2 separate regions of the Homo sapiens genome follow, and region 2 is linked to region 1. Evidence: chromatin loops called from intact Hi-C (ENCODE). Cell type or tissue: CD14-positive monocyte. All regions are shown on one strand.

The links. A loop is a pair of places that touch in the nucleus more often than their neighbours do. Peaks named below come from ENCODE experiments on the same cell type or tissue, not always from the same donor. Only the 100,000 strongest peaks of a DNase experiment are listed, where the experiment ranks them.
Region 2: a loop joins it to region 1, with 3 times the contacts of the local background. A loop is called at or near these places in 13 of 110 quality-filtered maps.

What each region holds. Positions count from the first base shown.
Region 1 is chr11:76,315,795-76,323,794 of GRCh38, forward strand. It overlaps LOC105369395 (a long non-coding RNA gene), which reads left to right. Exons shown (of 5, transcript XR_950333.3): 5 at 4,686-4,865. Among named protein-coding and RNA genes, the nearest start is that of THAP12, 61 kb to the right of the region's middle. RefSeq lists an enhancer at 3,275-3,334. In CD14-positive monocyte, CTCF peaks have their summits at 3,155 (motif pointing left) and 3,355; a DNase peak (open chromatin) is centred at 3,187; H3K27me3 peaks cover 3,523 bases.
Region 2 is chr11:75,702,038-75,710,037 of GRCh38, forward strand. LOC105369392 (a long non-coding RNA gene) reads right to left here. Exons shown (of 3, transcript XR_950316.4): 2 at 724-902; 3 at 1-181. Among named protein-coding and RNA genes, the nearest start is that of MOGAT2, 12 kb to the right of the region's middle. In CD14-positive monocyte, CTCF peaks have their summits at 4,399 (motif pointing right) and 4,603; a DNase peak (open chromatin) is centred at 4,414.

The sequences.
Region 1 (8,000 bases):
ACTGTCCTGCCCCAAACACACCCCCAAGAAGGATGGCTGCAGCTAGGCCACAGGGTAGACTAAAGGAAGTTCTTTAGCATGCTCACCCGGAAGGCAACCTGAGTGCTCCCTCCTGGGAATAAAGATGAAGCTGCAGGCTGGGCATGGTGGCTCACGCCTATAATCCCAGCACTTTGGGAGGCCGAGGCGGGTGGATCACTTGAGGTCAGGAGTTTAAGACCAGCCTGGTGAACGTGGTGAAACCCAGTCTCTACTAAAAATACAAAAATTAGTTGAGTATGATGGTGGGTGCCTGTAATCCCAGCCACCCAGAAGGCTGAGGCAGGAGAATCACTTGAACCCAGGAGGCAAAAGTTGCAGTGAGCCAAGATAGCGCCACTGCACTCCAGTCTGGTGATAGAGCAAGACTCTGTCTCAAAAGAAAAAAAAGATGGGCCAGGCGCAGTGGCTCAAGCCTGTAATCCCAGCACTTTGGGAGGCTGAGGCGGGTGGATCACGAGGTTAGGAGTTGAAGACCAGCCTGGCCAACATGGCGAAACCCCATCTCTACTAAAAATACAAAAATTAGCCAGGCGTGGTGGCAGGTGCCTGTAATCACAGTTGCTTGGGAGGCTGAGGCGGAGAACTGCTTGAACCTGGGAGGCGGAGATTGCAGTGAGCCGAGATCGCACCACTGCACTCCAGTCTGGGCGACAGAGCGAGACTCTGTTTCAAAAAAAAAAAAAAAAGAAGAAGAAGCTGCAGCTGCCCAGCCAAAGAGGCTGCACCAAATGACCACCAAAGGGCTCCCTAAAGGATCTGAACACTTGCCTTGGAAGAACAGGAGGGAGTGTGCTTTGTGCCGTAACCAAGTCAGACTTTTCAGGAGTTCTTGGTTCTGGGCCTGTGTTCGTTGTGGGATGTGGGCAGGCCCAACCCTTTCTGAGCCTGAGACACCAAGGGCCCTTCTACCTTTGACTTCTATGTAGCATCAAAACTGGGCACCCAAATACAGAGGCCCCTTGGGGGACTTCAGGCTAAAATTTCCCTTATTGATGCCTAGAGAGGAACAGGGATAAGATCAAGGTCATGCAGCAAGTTGAGGACACTCCCATCATTGGTACAGTGACCTAGAATCCTGAGTCCACTCTGCTGGCCTCTGCGTTTGCCCTTCCATGCTCCTGGGTTTTTCTGCAACAAATATTTGCAGTTTGTTACCATGGTTTTTTGTTTTGTTTTGTTTTTTTCTGAGGCAGAGTTACTCTGTCACCCAAGGTGGAGTGTAGTGGTGCAATCTTGGCTCACTGCAGCCTCGACCCGCCAGGCTCAAGCAATCCTCCCACCTCAGTAGCTGGGACTACAGGTGCATGCCACTGCTCCCAGGTAAATTTTGCATTTTTAGTAGAGATGGGGTTTTGCCATGTTGGCCAGGCTGGTCTCCAACTCCTGGGCTTAAGCGATCCGCCCACCTCAGCCTCCCAAAGTGCTGGGATTACAGGCATGAGCCACTGCACCCAGCTCGTTACCACATTCTGCCCACCTATCTTCATGGGCAGCCCATCACTGCTTACTTCTTGCTTCCAGGCACCCAGCCTACTGACCACAGGGCCCCTTGAAAGGCCTTGGTATTAACATTTTGGCCGGGCCTGATCCCAGACCATGTGCTGCTTGCCCCACTGGGCCTTGCCTCTCCCTGGATCACTGGGTCGGCCTCTTGGCTGGCCTCCAGCTGCTGGTCTCTACCTCACAGCAGCCACAGAAGTGCTTCTGGTACTCAAGTCTGCCCAGGTCCCTGCCTGACTTGGAACAACTGGAGACTTCCCATGCTCTAAAACAGGGAGGGAACCTGACTTCTTGAGGGCGCAGGCACCTGAGTGGCCTCCTGATAGCTCCACATTAGCTTTGCTCAGACCCTGGGAGATTTGGCCGCTGCTGCCCTGTAGCTCCTGGGAGCAGTCTCACCATGCTGAGCCCATCCCTTTAGCTGCCTGTGGCCTTGCTATGCCAGGCAGCCTGATGAGCCTGGTTTCTATCACTCTCTTGCTGTGTGACTTTAGGCAAGTCACCTCTCCTCTCTGTGCTTCACTCTCTTCTGCAAAACAGAGTTAGTAATTCCAGTGTGACCCCACCAAGCTGTTGTTAGGATTTCGAGGCTGTGCATGGAAGTACCAGCACGGTGCCTGGCCCATTGCGGTGTACCGTGATCTGGTAAGGATGCTCTCAGAGTGCACCTGTCATTCAGTCATTCATCCAAAAGGACAGCACAAAGCTCCCATGGGGGCCAAGCCCCGTGCCACGGGGAGCAATGTGAATCAGGTGCCAGAGTCCCCACCCTGAAGGCGCTCTGGGTGATTCAGCAGAGAAGATGGGTGCAGGGACCCTCAGTCACACAGTGTGGTCACAGCTGTGGCAGCCCAGAAGGGGCACCTAAGCCCCCATACCTTGGAGGACCCCACTGAGTCATGGAAGGTGAGAAAGAGTGCGACATTAGGATCGGCATGGATAAGTCATGACGGCCAGGGTGAGCAGGGGCCTGGGAGCCCAGAGCAGATCTGCATCTGCTAAGCAGCATTTAGGGATGATGGGGGGCAGGGAAGGGTTTAACGGAGTGGGGGTGGTGATCGCTGGATCTGTGTGTGAGGGAAAATCCCTGGGCTGGGTGGGGGATGGATGGGGTGGGGAAAGGTATGGGCAGGCATGGAAGAGACAACACAGCCATCTGTGAGGAGGCTGGGACAGTGGTCCAGGCCAGGTAGATGGTGGGAACCGAGAGGAGAGGGGGCAATGGGGAGGGCAAGAGGAGGCAAACGGGAGGGATTTAGGAGAGGGAAGGGATGGGATGAACTCCCACATCAGGCACTGGAACCACCCCTGAGCTACTAACCCATTCAGTGACTCAGGCAAGCCCCTCCCCCTTGGGGGCCTCAGTTTACCTACATGTGAAATAGGACATGGGCCAGAAAATCCCTGGAGGCCCTCTCTACTCACACATCCTGTGGCTCTGTAAAGCAAGTGGCCTTCCCTGCTTCTGGAGGAGGAGGAGCAAAGCCCATCCCCACCCTACCCCTCCAAGCCTCATCCCTGGAGATGGGGCCCAAGCCCCAGGGCCAAGTGGGACAAGGGGTCTGACCCACTTAGGTGAGGGCAGGTAGCAGCGCCCTGGAGGCTGCATACACAGAGCTGCAGCGCCACCTACTGTCCATGTGGGAAGAGGCCACCAGTCCCAGGAGCCCGGCTCTGACCTAAATAAATCCCAGTGGACTGAAGCACAGCTAAGAGTTCCTACCTGGGCCCACTGGCCCAGTTCCCTCCCCGCCACCCCCAGGTCTCTCCAGATGGCTCGATGAATGCAAGATGCTTCCTTCTGTAATGGATTCTGACCACATCATTCTCTTGCTCAGAAACCTTTCATGGTTCCTCACTGCCCTTGGAGTCCATGCTTGCTCCTTAGTTGGCATTCAAGGCTCTTCCCATCCGGGCCTCTGCTGACCTCTGATGCCCCATTTCCTATACAGCAAAATACTCACCAGCTCCTTAAACGTTCCATACTTTCCCCAGTCTTGTGGCTTTGTATTAGGTTGGTGCAAAATTGCAATTTTTGCCTTTAGTCAACAGCAAAAACCACAATTACTTTTGCACCGACCAATATATATTCTTTTTTTTTGTGTTGAAACAGAGTCTTGCTCTGTCGCCCAGGCTGGAGTGCAATGATGTGATCTCAGCTCACTGCAACCTCCACCTCCCAGGTTCAAGCAATTCTCCTGCCTCAGCCTCCCGAGTAGCTGGGATTACGGGCACACCTCACCACGCCCAGCTAATTTTTGTATTTTTAGTAGAGACGAGGTTTCACCATGTTGGTCAGGCTGGTCTCGAACTCCTAACCTCGTGATCCACCCACCTCGGCCTCCCAAAGTGCTGGGGTAACAGGCGTGAGCCACTGCGCCTGGCCCCCGATATATATTCTTGCCTCTGCTTGAAATAACTTTCTCTGCCTTCTTGGCTTAAAAACCAGTGCAGGCCAGGCGTGGTGGCTCACACCTGTAATTCCAGCACTTTGGGAGGCCGAGGAGGGTGGATCACTTGAGGCCAGGAGTTCGAGACCAGCCTGGTCAACATGGTGAAACCCTGTCTCTACTAAAACAACAAAAATTAGCCAGGGGTGGTGGCACATGCCTGTAGTCCCAGCTGCTCTGAGGTTGAGCAAAAGAATTGCGTAAACTGGGAGGTGGAGATTGCAGTGAGCCGATATGGTGCCACTGCACTCCACCCTGGGCAACAGAGCAAGACTCCATCTCAAACAAAACAAAAAGTGCCAGTGCAAAGTCACCTCCTCCATGAGTTGCCTTCCTCAATATACCTTTCTCCCCAAGTTCACTACTGGGCACACAGCCTGCTCTCGATAAAAGTTCAATCCCATCTTCCTCTGGGTCCCCATAGTTCCTGTGCTGTCCTTTATCCCTGCATAGGCCAGGAATGTTTCTGTACCCATCTCTTGCCCTCCCCAGGCTCTGAGCTCAAGGGAAGAGACTGTGTGTGACCCATTGCTTCTCAGCATAAGGTCTGGTGTTCAATACATTTGCATTTATTAAGCATCTACTATGTGCCATTAGACTAGATGTTTTCCCGTGCTTTACCTCATTATAGACTTAAGTCACCTGTGTTGAACATGGGAGTCTTGACCACTTTGTTCCTGCTCTTCCTGTCAGCCAAAATGCCTTCCCATGAGCTTGCCACATAACCATGGGTGGCTCACTGGACTTTCATCTGGGCAAAGAGAAGGGTGTGCTGACACTACTCATGGCTCCTTCATCTGGGACCTACCCAAATCCCGTGGCTTTGCTCACAATCATCTGATCCTGTTGTGCCCAAGATGCCTGCTCCCATGCCTGGATACCTGCTGCAGCTGCTCCAAGCCAGGACCCTGCCAATCTGTCATTTTAGATCTTCAGCTCTGGGTTGGTCTTCCAGGTGCCTCTGCCTCCCAAGGAAACCCAAGGAACTCCGCCAGAAAGGGAATGCCTAAAAGAGCAGCAGTGGGGACTGTAGGGGTCCTCCTGCCTGCCCCTTTGTTATCCAGAGTGGGGCCCTGACTTGCCTGAAGTCACACAGGGACTCCGGTATTCCAATCCTCGGCCTTAAGATCGCTGCTATCCGGTTACTTCTATCTAAAAGCCCTAGAGAAGTTTCGGGAGACACTCAAAGGGCCCTTGTCTGGTTTCCAGGCTGACCAACTCTAATGGAGAAAAAGCTCACTCACTAAGCATACATCAAATGCCAGGCGTATAGAATCCTTCAGTGGAGGGATCATTCTCCCCATTTTACAGAGGAATAAAGTGAGGCTCAGAGTGAATGAAAGACTTTCCCAGGTCACATGTCTGCAGTAGAACTGGGGTTCTCGGGTGGCCTTGATCACCATGCTCGGCTCCCTTGAAGGCTGACGCACACAAATTAATTCCAAAGACAAGGCAGCAAATAACCAGATACAGGCTTTGGCGTTCTGAGACCCTGAGGGAGCAGGGAAGACTTCCTGGAGGTGGTGAGTGGGGCACTGAGAGAGGCCTTGGAAGAGGGTCCAAGCTGGACTAACGAGGAAGGAGGAGGGTTGGCAGGAGGGAGACATTCCCACTCCCGTCACCTGGGTGCAGGCACTGTGACTTCTGCCTACAGCCTCCTCACCCATCCCCTGCCACTCCCCCAGTCCCCCCCCGCCCCCCCCCGACACCAGCCAGAGTGGCCTTCCCGGAAAGCAAATGACTGGCCAGTCAGGGTCCTGCTTACAATCCCTCAGAGTCGCCCATCCTCCAGCATGGTTTGCCAAGGACCTGCTCGGGACTGGCTCTCCCCACTCTCTCCAGCCCCATCTTGAGCCACTACACCTTGAATTCAGCGTTTCAACAACACACAGTATTTGGAATTTCTCCAACTGCCCCCCTGTTGGTCTTTGCATATTCTGTTCCCTCTGTCCATCATATCCGTTCATCTTTCAGAGCTTAGCTGAAATCCCTCCAGGACGCCTTCCCTGAGCCCCGGATTGAGTGGGGTGCCCTCCCCCAGCTCCCACCCTGGGTCTGTGTCTGCCTGCCCTGCCCATGCCCGCCCCACAAGGCCCACGCTTGCGCCCTCGGGCTGCGCAGGGCGAGGGTTTGGGGGCGCGGTACTGACGGGTGTCCAGGCCTCTCCTCGAAGGGTTCCGCGCGCAGAAAGGTGGGCCGGGGCCAGAAGACGCGCTGGAAAGGCGTTTTCTGCCCCCTCCGGGCCTCGGGAATATTTGTGGGCTGCCGGCGGGGCAGGCGGGGTGGGGGAGGCTGCCCGGCGGGCGGGAAGCCCCGCGCACTCGGGTCCCCTGCGGTCCCCGGCGGGGGTCGGCGCGTGCGGAAAGCGGCCCGAGCCCCCAACCTCGGCCCGTCCGCAACCGAAGAGGAGGCGACCGCAGCCTGGAAAAGAAGAGCCCCCAGCTGTTTCCTTCCACCCGGGCGGGCGGGACGGAGAAGGGAGGGAGCCTGGGAGAGACGCAGGTGTGGCGCTCGCCTGTGCTGGCGGGGTGGCAGCCGGGGCGTGGCACCCTCGGAGTCTCGACTCTGCCCACTTCTCAGGCAGAAAACTGAGGTGGTCCCATGGCCAGAGCTAAGAAAGGCAGTGCTGATTCCTGGGCCCCCGCTGCTCACAGCGTCCTTCAGCATCCCAGTAGGCCGAGGGCATCTCACTCTTAGGTGACCACAAGAATCACGGGGACAGTTGTTAAAATGCAGATTTCAAGGCCCCATCTCCCAGAGACGCAGTAGGTCTGAGATGGGACCCAGAAATCAGCTCTTTAAAACAAGGAAATAGTCCACATGTTGTGAAGCACTGGTGAAGAGATGCTTTGGAATAGGAAGCTTCCCCCTCGGCCTAGTTACAGCAGAGAGCAGAGAGCGAGGACTCGGAAGGGAGGGACTTGGACCCTGAAGCCCAGGCTTTCCTGCTGGGTGACTAACTTCTCTGTGTCTTGATTTTATCTTGCCTAAAGTGGAGATAACATTCAGCCCACAAGGTTCTGTAAAATCAAAGAGATGTGAGTAAAAGTGCTTTACTAACTTCACCACCACCATCATTATTATTCACTGTCACCGCCCATCCCCTAGGCAAGGAAAGAAGCCATCCTGAACCTGTGGGGTGATGAGCTCAGATGCTACCACCTCTGCAAAGGCAGCCCTGGTCATTTGGGAGGAAGCCCTCTTTCCTCTGAACTGAACACCACTCCTTCACCCCCATTTGGTGCTCCTTGTACGTGCCCAGGGCTGACTGCAGTACCATGTGCCATTTTTTCACCAAAATATGAGCTCTACCTTTGGGGCTCCTCAAAGTCAGCAATTATGTCAGAAGGGCTGCATGGTAGAGACCTGAGTTTAAGTCTCAGGTCTGTCATTTACTGAGAGATCTTGAAACCGCCTTTGTAAAATTATGACTGAGACAGTGAAAGAGATCTAACTTAACTGACTCCATTTTGCTTCTAACCTCCAAGCTGTCCTTGTTCATTCCTAAGCATAGATTGAACTATCTTTGGGAGAAATTTAGTTTATAGTTTATTGTTTAAACAAAGATGGTAACAGACCTTTCCCAAAGCAGACCTCCTTCTTGCCTGGGGACTAGATTGCTTTGGCAGGTCTAACATTAGCCACAAGATAAGGAATTATATGCAGCTGGAGGATACAAGATTCTGACCCTCTCTAACCTGCTCTAAGATCAGTGCTTGAGATGTTTCACAGGCCCTGCACTTGATGGATCAGCTGGCACCACCCAGATCAATAAACTGGCTCATCTGATCTTGTGGCCCCCACCCAGGAACTGACTCAGCGCAAGAAGACAGCTTCCACTCCCTGTGATTTCATCTCTGACCAATCAGCACTCCTGGCACACTGTCTTCCCCCCACCCACCAAGTTATCCTTCAAAACTCTGCTCCCCAATGCCTGGGGAGACTGATTTGAGTAATAATAAAACTCTGGTCTCCCGCACAGCCAGCTCTGCATGAATTACTCTTTCT
Region 2 (8,000 bases), 610 kb before region 1:
CAAAACCCCATCTGTCCTCTTCTCTGCCTGAGCAAGGAGAACAACGCATTCAGCTGTGGGCTCCAGAAACTGCCTCTGGCTGCTGCTGTGTGGAGAAGGGGCTCCATGGAGCGAGCCCAAGGGCAGAAAGATCAGGGAGGTGGTCGTAGCAGGGTCCAGTGAGAGGTGATGGTGGTCTGGCCTGCAGCACGGGTAGTGGAGACACAGAAAAGAAGATGGATTTGAGAGATGTGTCTGAGGCGGAAATAATGGGACTTTGTAAAGGACAGAGAGTGTGAGGTGGAGGAGAAGGAAGAGGCTTGGATGATGTCAGAGTCCTGGGTTGGGGTAGGGGCAGGCGGTGATGCCCACAGGAGCCAGGGAATGAGGAGGGGCACATGTTTGGTATATGCTGATGTCAGTTTGGGATGTGGTGGGCCTGAAGGGCTTGTGAGACATCCAGGGGAAATGGTCCAGGAGGCAAAGTGGTGTGTTGGCTTCACAAGGTGGACCCAAGGTGAGGGCACAGATGAGGACACTCCCCAGGTCAGACAGAGCACAGGCCTAATTCAGTGGAGGCCCAGAGGGCAGAGCCCTTTCCACCCTGGGCCTTCACCTTCTGCGCCTTCCATTTACATCATCCACAAACCTCCCTGGATGTTCAGTTTGGTGGGGAATGAGGCTTGAATGTGGCACCGGTGGGAAGGGTTCCCCACTTTGAGTTCTGTGGGTTTCTACTTTTACCTGGTGGGTGTGGTGGGGTCATAGCAAGCCTCATGAAGAAAGTGGGGTTTGAGGTCAGGAGTTCGAGACCAGCCTGGCCAGGAAGTGGAGTTTGAATTCTTTCTCAAAGGTGGGCCAGTGGTGCATATGGGAGATGACAATGTTAGGCACAGAGAGAAGAGCACAGATGATTGTCATGGCTGTTGAAGAGAATGAAAGAAAAGACAAATTTTAGAACCAAGACATCATGAGCCCCTGTGAGGTACTGTCTTCACTTCCCATGGCAGGTACAACAAATAACCACAAACCAAGTGGTTTGAAACAATTCACATTGATTCTCTGAAGGTCTGGAGGTCGAAAGTCTGAAACAGTTTCACAGGGCTAAGGTCAAGGTATCAGCAAGCCTGGTTCTTCTGGAGGCTCTAAGGGAAGCCTTTGTTTTCTTGCCTCTTTTAGTCTCTAGGGGCTGCCATATTCCTTGGCTGAGGCCCCTTCTTCCATGTTCAAAGTACATCAGATTGGTGAGGACCTTCTCCTGTGACCCTGACCCTCTGCATCGCTCTTATAAGGACGGTGTGATTACACCAGGCACATCCAGCTCCTGCAGGCTAATCCATGATGATTTCAAACTTCTTCATGTAGTCACACCTGCAAAATCCCTCTTGCCATACTAAGTATCTTTCCCAGGTCCTGGGGATTCAAACATGAACATCTTTGGGGGCTTTATCCAGCTGACCACAGGCACCAGCACAGTCATCATCACCAGGGCATGGAGAGCCACATTCAGCCCAGGACCATGTCTAACCCAAGGCCCAGGCTTCATTGCCACTCCAGGCTGACTCTCCTTTTCTTTTTTGAGACGGAGCCTCGCTATGTCGCCAGGCTGGAGTGCAGTGGCGGGAGCTCAGCTCACTGCAACCTTCACCCTCCCTGGTTCAAATGATTCTCCAGCCTCAGCCTCCCAAGTAGCTGGGATTACAAGCGCGAGCCACCACACCTGGCTAGTTTTTGTATTTTTTAGTAGAGACAGGGTTTCACCGTATTGGCCAAGCTGGTCTCCAACTCCTGACATCGTGATCTGCCTGCCTCCGCCTCCCACAGTGCTGGGATTACAGGCCTGAGCCACCACGCCCAGTCTCCAGGCTGACTCTCTAGCAATTCCTGGACAGAATGGCCACAGCTCCTGAGCTGAGGACTTGTCTAGTTTTGCATTAAATTGTATCCCAGTAGTTAGATAAACAAGGCTGGGAATGTCTGGGTTGAACCCAGCTAAATGGGCTCCTTACAGCAGGACTTCTCAGAGCCTTTACCCCATGCTGGATACTGTGACACTCTAAACTTCATTCACCATGGAACCTTTACGAGATAACAACATTTCAAACAGAACACAGTTTGAGCAGTGCTGCATAGGCCAGGCTACTGCATGGGGTGTTCAGCCAGAAGAAAAGAAACCTCAGAAGAGCAGGCACTCCCTTCAGCTCTCAGAAGGGCTATAGTGGGAAGAGACAGCCTTAGTTCCAAGTTCCTTTATTCAACAAGCACACCTGGGTGCTGAGGACAGATTGGTGAATTACATAAACCTGTTTCCTGCCCTAAAGGAGTTTACCATCTATTGTAATAGATAAGGGCTGTGGAGAAATAGACAGGGTACAAAGAGAGGAAATAGGGTGTTCAGAGAAGGTGTCATTTAAACCAAGACCTGGGCTGGGTGCGCTGGCCCACGCCTGTAATCCCAGCACTTTGGGAAGCTGAGGTGGATCACCTGAGGTCAAGAGTTCAAGACCAGCCTGGCCAACATGGTGAAATGCTGTCTCTACTAAAAATACTAAAAAAAAAAAAAAAAAAAAAATTAGCTGGGTGTGGTGGCATGCACCTGTAGTCCCAGCTACTCAGGAGGCCGAGGCAGGAGAACTGCTTGAACCCAGGAGGCAGAGGTTGCTGTGAGCCGAGATCGTGCCATTGCACTCCAGCCTGAGTGACAGAGTGAGACTCCGTCTCAAAACAAAACAAAACAAAAAACCAAGACCTGAAGGAGGACTCGGCAGCACACAGAGTGAGGGGAATGGGCACTCCAGGCCAAAGGAACAGCATGAGCAAAGGCCCTCAGGTGGCTGGCAAAGAATATGGCCTAGTTGAGGAATCAGAAGGATGAAAGGAAGGCAGTGTGGTTAAAACCCAGTGGACATGGATGGAGAAGAGGAGAGGCTTGCTGGGAGAAGGTGCTGGAAATACTAGGTTACACAGGCACTTTGGGCCACAGTGAATAGTTGAAAGTCAGCATATACGTGTTAAGCGAGAAACTGCATAATTAAAACACACAAACACAGACACACAGAACAGTAACAAGCCCATTGTTTGGAGAATAGACAGGGAGAGGCTAGAGGGCAATATTGCATCTGCTGTTTCCACAGTGTCCAGGACAGTTCCTGGTAAGCAGCATGTGCTCATCAATGATTTGTTGAATGAATAAATCAATAAGAGAGGTAGGAGGCTGGGTGCGGTGGCTCAGGCCTGTAATCCGAGCACTTTGGGAGGCTGAGGCAGAAGGATCATTTGAGGTCAAGGGTTCGAGACCAGGTTGGCCAACATAGTGAAAACCCGTCTCTACCAAAAAGACAAATAATTAGCCAGGTGTGATGGCCCACACCTGTAGTCCCAGCTACTCAGGAGGCTGAGGCAAGAGAACCGCTTGAACCCACAAGGTGGAGATTGCAGTGAGCCGAGATGGAGCCACTGTACTCCAGCCTGGGTGACAAAGCGAGACCCTGTCCCCCCGCCCCAAAAAAGAGGTAGAAACATTAGCATGAAGGCTATTGCAGAAGTCCCTGCAGTTGAGGGTGACTTGGAGATGGAAAATGGATGGGAAGAAGCGGTTGCATTCAAGGTATATTTTGGAACTAGAAGCAACAGGACCTGTTCATGGGTTGAAGGTGAAGGTGTAAGGTAAGGGAGGAATCTAGAATGTTTCCTGGGTTTCTGCCTTGAGTAACTGGCTGGAGGATGATGTCATTTCCTGTGAAGGGGAAGATTGGGAGAGATTAAGGGATATAGTCCTGGGTGACCAGGAAGAGAAGCAAGATGCCACCCCTGAACATGTTGGGTTTGAGGTGCCTCGGAGCTACCCAAGTGAAGATACCCAGTTGGCAGTCTGGAGCCCAGAGAAGGGTGAGGGGTGGAGATCTAAACTTGGGAGGCATCGTGCGCAGATGGGTTTTAAAACCATGTCATGAGCAAGATCACCCGGGGAGAGAGGGCAAATAAAGAGAGAAGAAGGCCAGGAACTAGGTGGGTTCAAAACAGTCTTATTAAAACAAACAAACGAAAAAAGAAAGCAGATGAAGAAAGGGGGCGTTACTGTGGTGAGCTGGAGCGATTTGTTTAATACCTCTGAGTTTGTTTCCTCCTCCGTCAAATGAGATAATAATTCCTTCTCATTGGACACACTCCAAAGCTTGCCTGACCACGGACGGGGGCTCAACCGCTGATGGAGTCCGAGCAAAGCTCAGAATTCTCCATCCTGACAAGTCCTGGAGAGGGACAGACTTAACTCTCCTCCAGCCAAAGGCAGCAGGACTAGAGCCTTTAGCCACCTCGGTGGGTGATCCTCCTTATAGCTCGGGCCCTTGCCATGCTTCTCCCGAGCCTGAGCCCGCCCCACGCTGGGCACCAAGTCCACCTTGTCCGCAGCTTCTCAGAATGACCACCAGAGGGCGCAGTTCCTCACCGCGGGCGCTTGCCTGCCTCCTCCCCGCTGCCTCCTCTCCTCCCTCTCATTCCCCTCCTACTGCGCCTCCGCTGGATCCTTCATCCTAACGTCCCTCCCACTTGCCCTGCACGAGGCTCTGTGTCTAACATTGAGGACATGGGGTCCCGGAGCCTGAGGATTTCATGGGCTGGGCAACAAAGGAGAACAGTTATAATCGTGGAGGGAGAGTATGATGAAGGGGAAAGTAAGGGCTGGGGTAAAGAGGCCCAAATTAAACCTAAATTCTGCCGCCTATTAACTGCGAGACCTTAGATACACGGCTTCACTTCCCAGAGCCTGGCGGGACTAACCTATGTTGGAGGGTTGTTGTGAGAGGTACATGACATGTCAGTTTGTATATGTGCCGGCTAGTGATTCTAACAGCATCCACCTCAGAAGGCTGCTTTGAGAATTAAATGAAATAATACACATAGGTTGCCTATTTAATAGTAGACACTCAAAAATCCTAGCTCTTTAAGAAGTATTAATATAAAGAACAACTCACAGTAGGCCCTTAACGCTAGTTCTTTCCCCTATAATTCTATCCCCATCCCTAGTCTGTGGATTTGGAAACAGGCCCAGAGAGGGTCTGTGCTTCCTCAAGGTCACCTAAGGAATGAGAAGCAGAACCGGTACCTGTCATTCTTCTGTGCCCGGCCTAAAGCCAGTAGCACAGACAGAAATCCCGGGTCCTTAGGGCCAAACTGTCAAAAAAAAAAAAAAGTCCTCTTCATTCTTTGCTAAGGGCAAGAGGCCACCAGGGCAGGCCAGGCCTTGCCAGCAGAGGTGGGCACTCAGCACCCAGTGGCTAATGGGGTCCTCTGTATGGCACCCACCAGCAGCACTTGGCTTTGGTCGCAGGTTCATTTGGTTATTTCTTGTTAGATGAATCAGCCTGCTGGCTGAGAGCTCTGAGGCATTCAAGACCTTTAAAAACTGGGCCTAGTGAGGAGCACCTCTGCCCAGCCGCCCCACCATCTGGGAAGTGAGGAGCCCCTCTGCCCGTTCACCACGCAACCCTCCAGGTTCCCCTGAACCCAACATGTTCAAGGGTGGACTTTTGCTTCTCTTCCTGGTCACCCAGGACTATATCCCTTGATCTCTCCCAATCTTCCCCTTCAGAGGAAATGACTTCTGTGTGATCTTTCTGCCCTTCCCAAGTTTGCATTTTTGACATTAAAGTTTACTTTTAAATTAAAAAAAATAAAAAATAAAAAATAAAAACTGGGCCTAATATAATTCCTAATTTTTAGTTCCATGCTTGTCTTCTCCCACTCCTCCACCACTTTATGTTCCAGATACTTTCATTCATCCATTCATGCATGCATGCATGCATGCATTCATTCATTCAATACATTCTCTAATATATGCCAGACCAGAAGGTCTTGCCAGGAGGTCTACAAATAATCTATAGTTAACATCATGCTTAATGATGAGAAACTGGATCCTTTCCCCTTAAGCTTGGGAACCAGGCGAGGATGTTGTCTCTTACCATCTAGTGCAATAAAACAAACGAATAAAAAGAAATAAAAGTTATACAGATTGGGAAGGAAGAAATAAAACTCTTTACTCACAGGTGACGTCGCCGTCTATGTAAAAAAAACCCCAAAGAATCTACAAAAAGTCTCCTGGAACTAGGAAGTTGCCGAGACCAGCTTGGTGGGAGAGACCCTAACCCAGCAGCGCTGGAGGAATTAAAGACATACACACAGAAATATAGAGGTGTGGAGTGGGAAATCAGGTGTCTCACAGCCTTCAGAGCTGACAGCCTCGAAAAGAGATTTACCCACGTATTTATTAACAGCAAGCCAGTGATAAGCATTGTTTCTATAGATTATAGATTAACTTAAAGTATTCCTCAGGGAAACAAAGGGATGGGCCAAAATAAAGGGATGGGTTTGGCTAGTTATCTGCAGCAGGAGCATGTCCTTAAGGCACAGATGGCTCATGCTATTGTTTGTGATTTAAGAACGTCTTTAAGCGGTTATCTGCCCTGGGTGGGCCAGGTGTTCCTTGCTCTCATTCCGGTAAACCCACAACCTTTGTCACGGCCATCACGAACATGTCACAGTGCTGCAGAGATTTTGTTTATGGCCAGTTTTGGGGCCAGTTTATGGCCCGATTTTGGGGGCCTATTCCCAACAGAAGTAAAAATGGCAAGGTCCCAGGACACAAGATCAATATATACAAAAGTTAATTCCTCTTTATTTAATTTATACATTTAATGCAACCCCAACAAAAACATCAATAAACTTTTTTTTTTTGTGGAACTAGACATGTTGATACTGAGCCTCATATGGAAGACGCTGTCTTTAATGTTTTCCTGGCTAATCCTTCATACCTATTTTTCCATATAATGCTCAGTATCAACTTGTTTAGTTCCATTAAAAAGTTGATTAGTGGCCGGACACAGTGGCTCATGCCTGTAATCCTAGCACTTTGGGAGGCTGAGGTGGGCAGATCATGAGGTCAGGAGTTCGAGACCAGCCTGGCCAATATGGTGAAACCCCATCTCTACTAAAAAATATAAAAATTAGCTGGGTGTGGTGCTGCGCACCTGTATTCCCAGCCACTCAGGAGACTGAGGCAGGAGAATTGCTGGAACCCAGGAGGCGGAGGTTGCGGTGAGCCAAGATCACGCCACTGCACTCCAGCCTGGGTGACAGAGCGAGACTCCATCTCAAAATAAAAATTTATTGGTGTTCTTACTGGGATTGCATTAAATTTATAAATTAAATAAGAAGGAACTTATATTTTTATGATGTTGAGACATCCTAAACAGGAACAAGTGATGTCTTTTCGTTTATTTTACTTCTACTTGAGCATCTTCCAGGAGTGTTGTAAAGTTCTTCTTATATAGCTTTTGCATATTTCTTATTACGTTTATTCCTAAGTAGTTCATCTTCTTTGTTACTATATAAATAGAGTTTTCTCCTTCATTATATTCCCTAACTAGACATTGCTTGTGTATACTGAGGTTATTAATTTTTGTATGTTAATTTTATATCCTGCTATTTCACTGAATTTTCCGTTATCTGGATTAATTTTACCATTCATTCTCTAGGGTTTTCGGGGTATGCAATCATATCATCTGCAAGGGATAAATTTACTCCTTTTCCCCCAAATTCTTGTTTCCTATTGATTTCTCTGACTGCTTTGCCTAATATCTCCAGTACAACATAGAATAGTAGAGGGCCTCTTTGTTTTTTCCTGCACTTAGCAGAAACACTTCCAGTATTTCCCCATTCAAATTCTAGCTTTAACAGGAGTTTGAGACACACCTGGCCAACACGGTGAAACCCCGTCTCTACTAAAAATACAAAAATTAGCCGGGTGTGGTGGCACATGCCTGTAATCCCAGCTACTTGGGAGGCTGAGGCAGGAGAATCGCTTGAATCCAGGAGGCGGAGGTTGCAGTGAGCCGAGATCACGCCACTGCACTCCAGGCTGGCGACAGAGCAAGGCTCCGTCTCAAAAAAAAAAAATCTAGCTTTAGGAACAAGGTATGTATATTTTATTATATTGAGAAAACACCCATTCATTTCACTCTGTG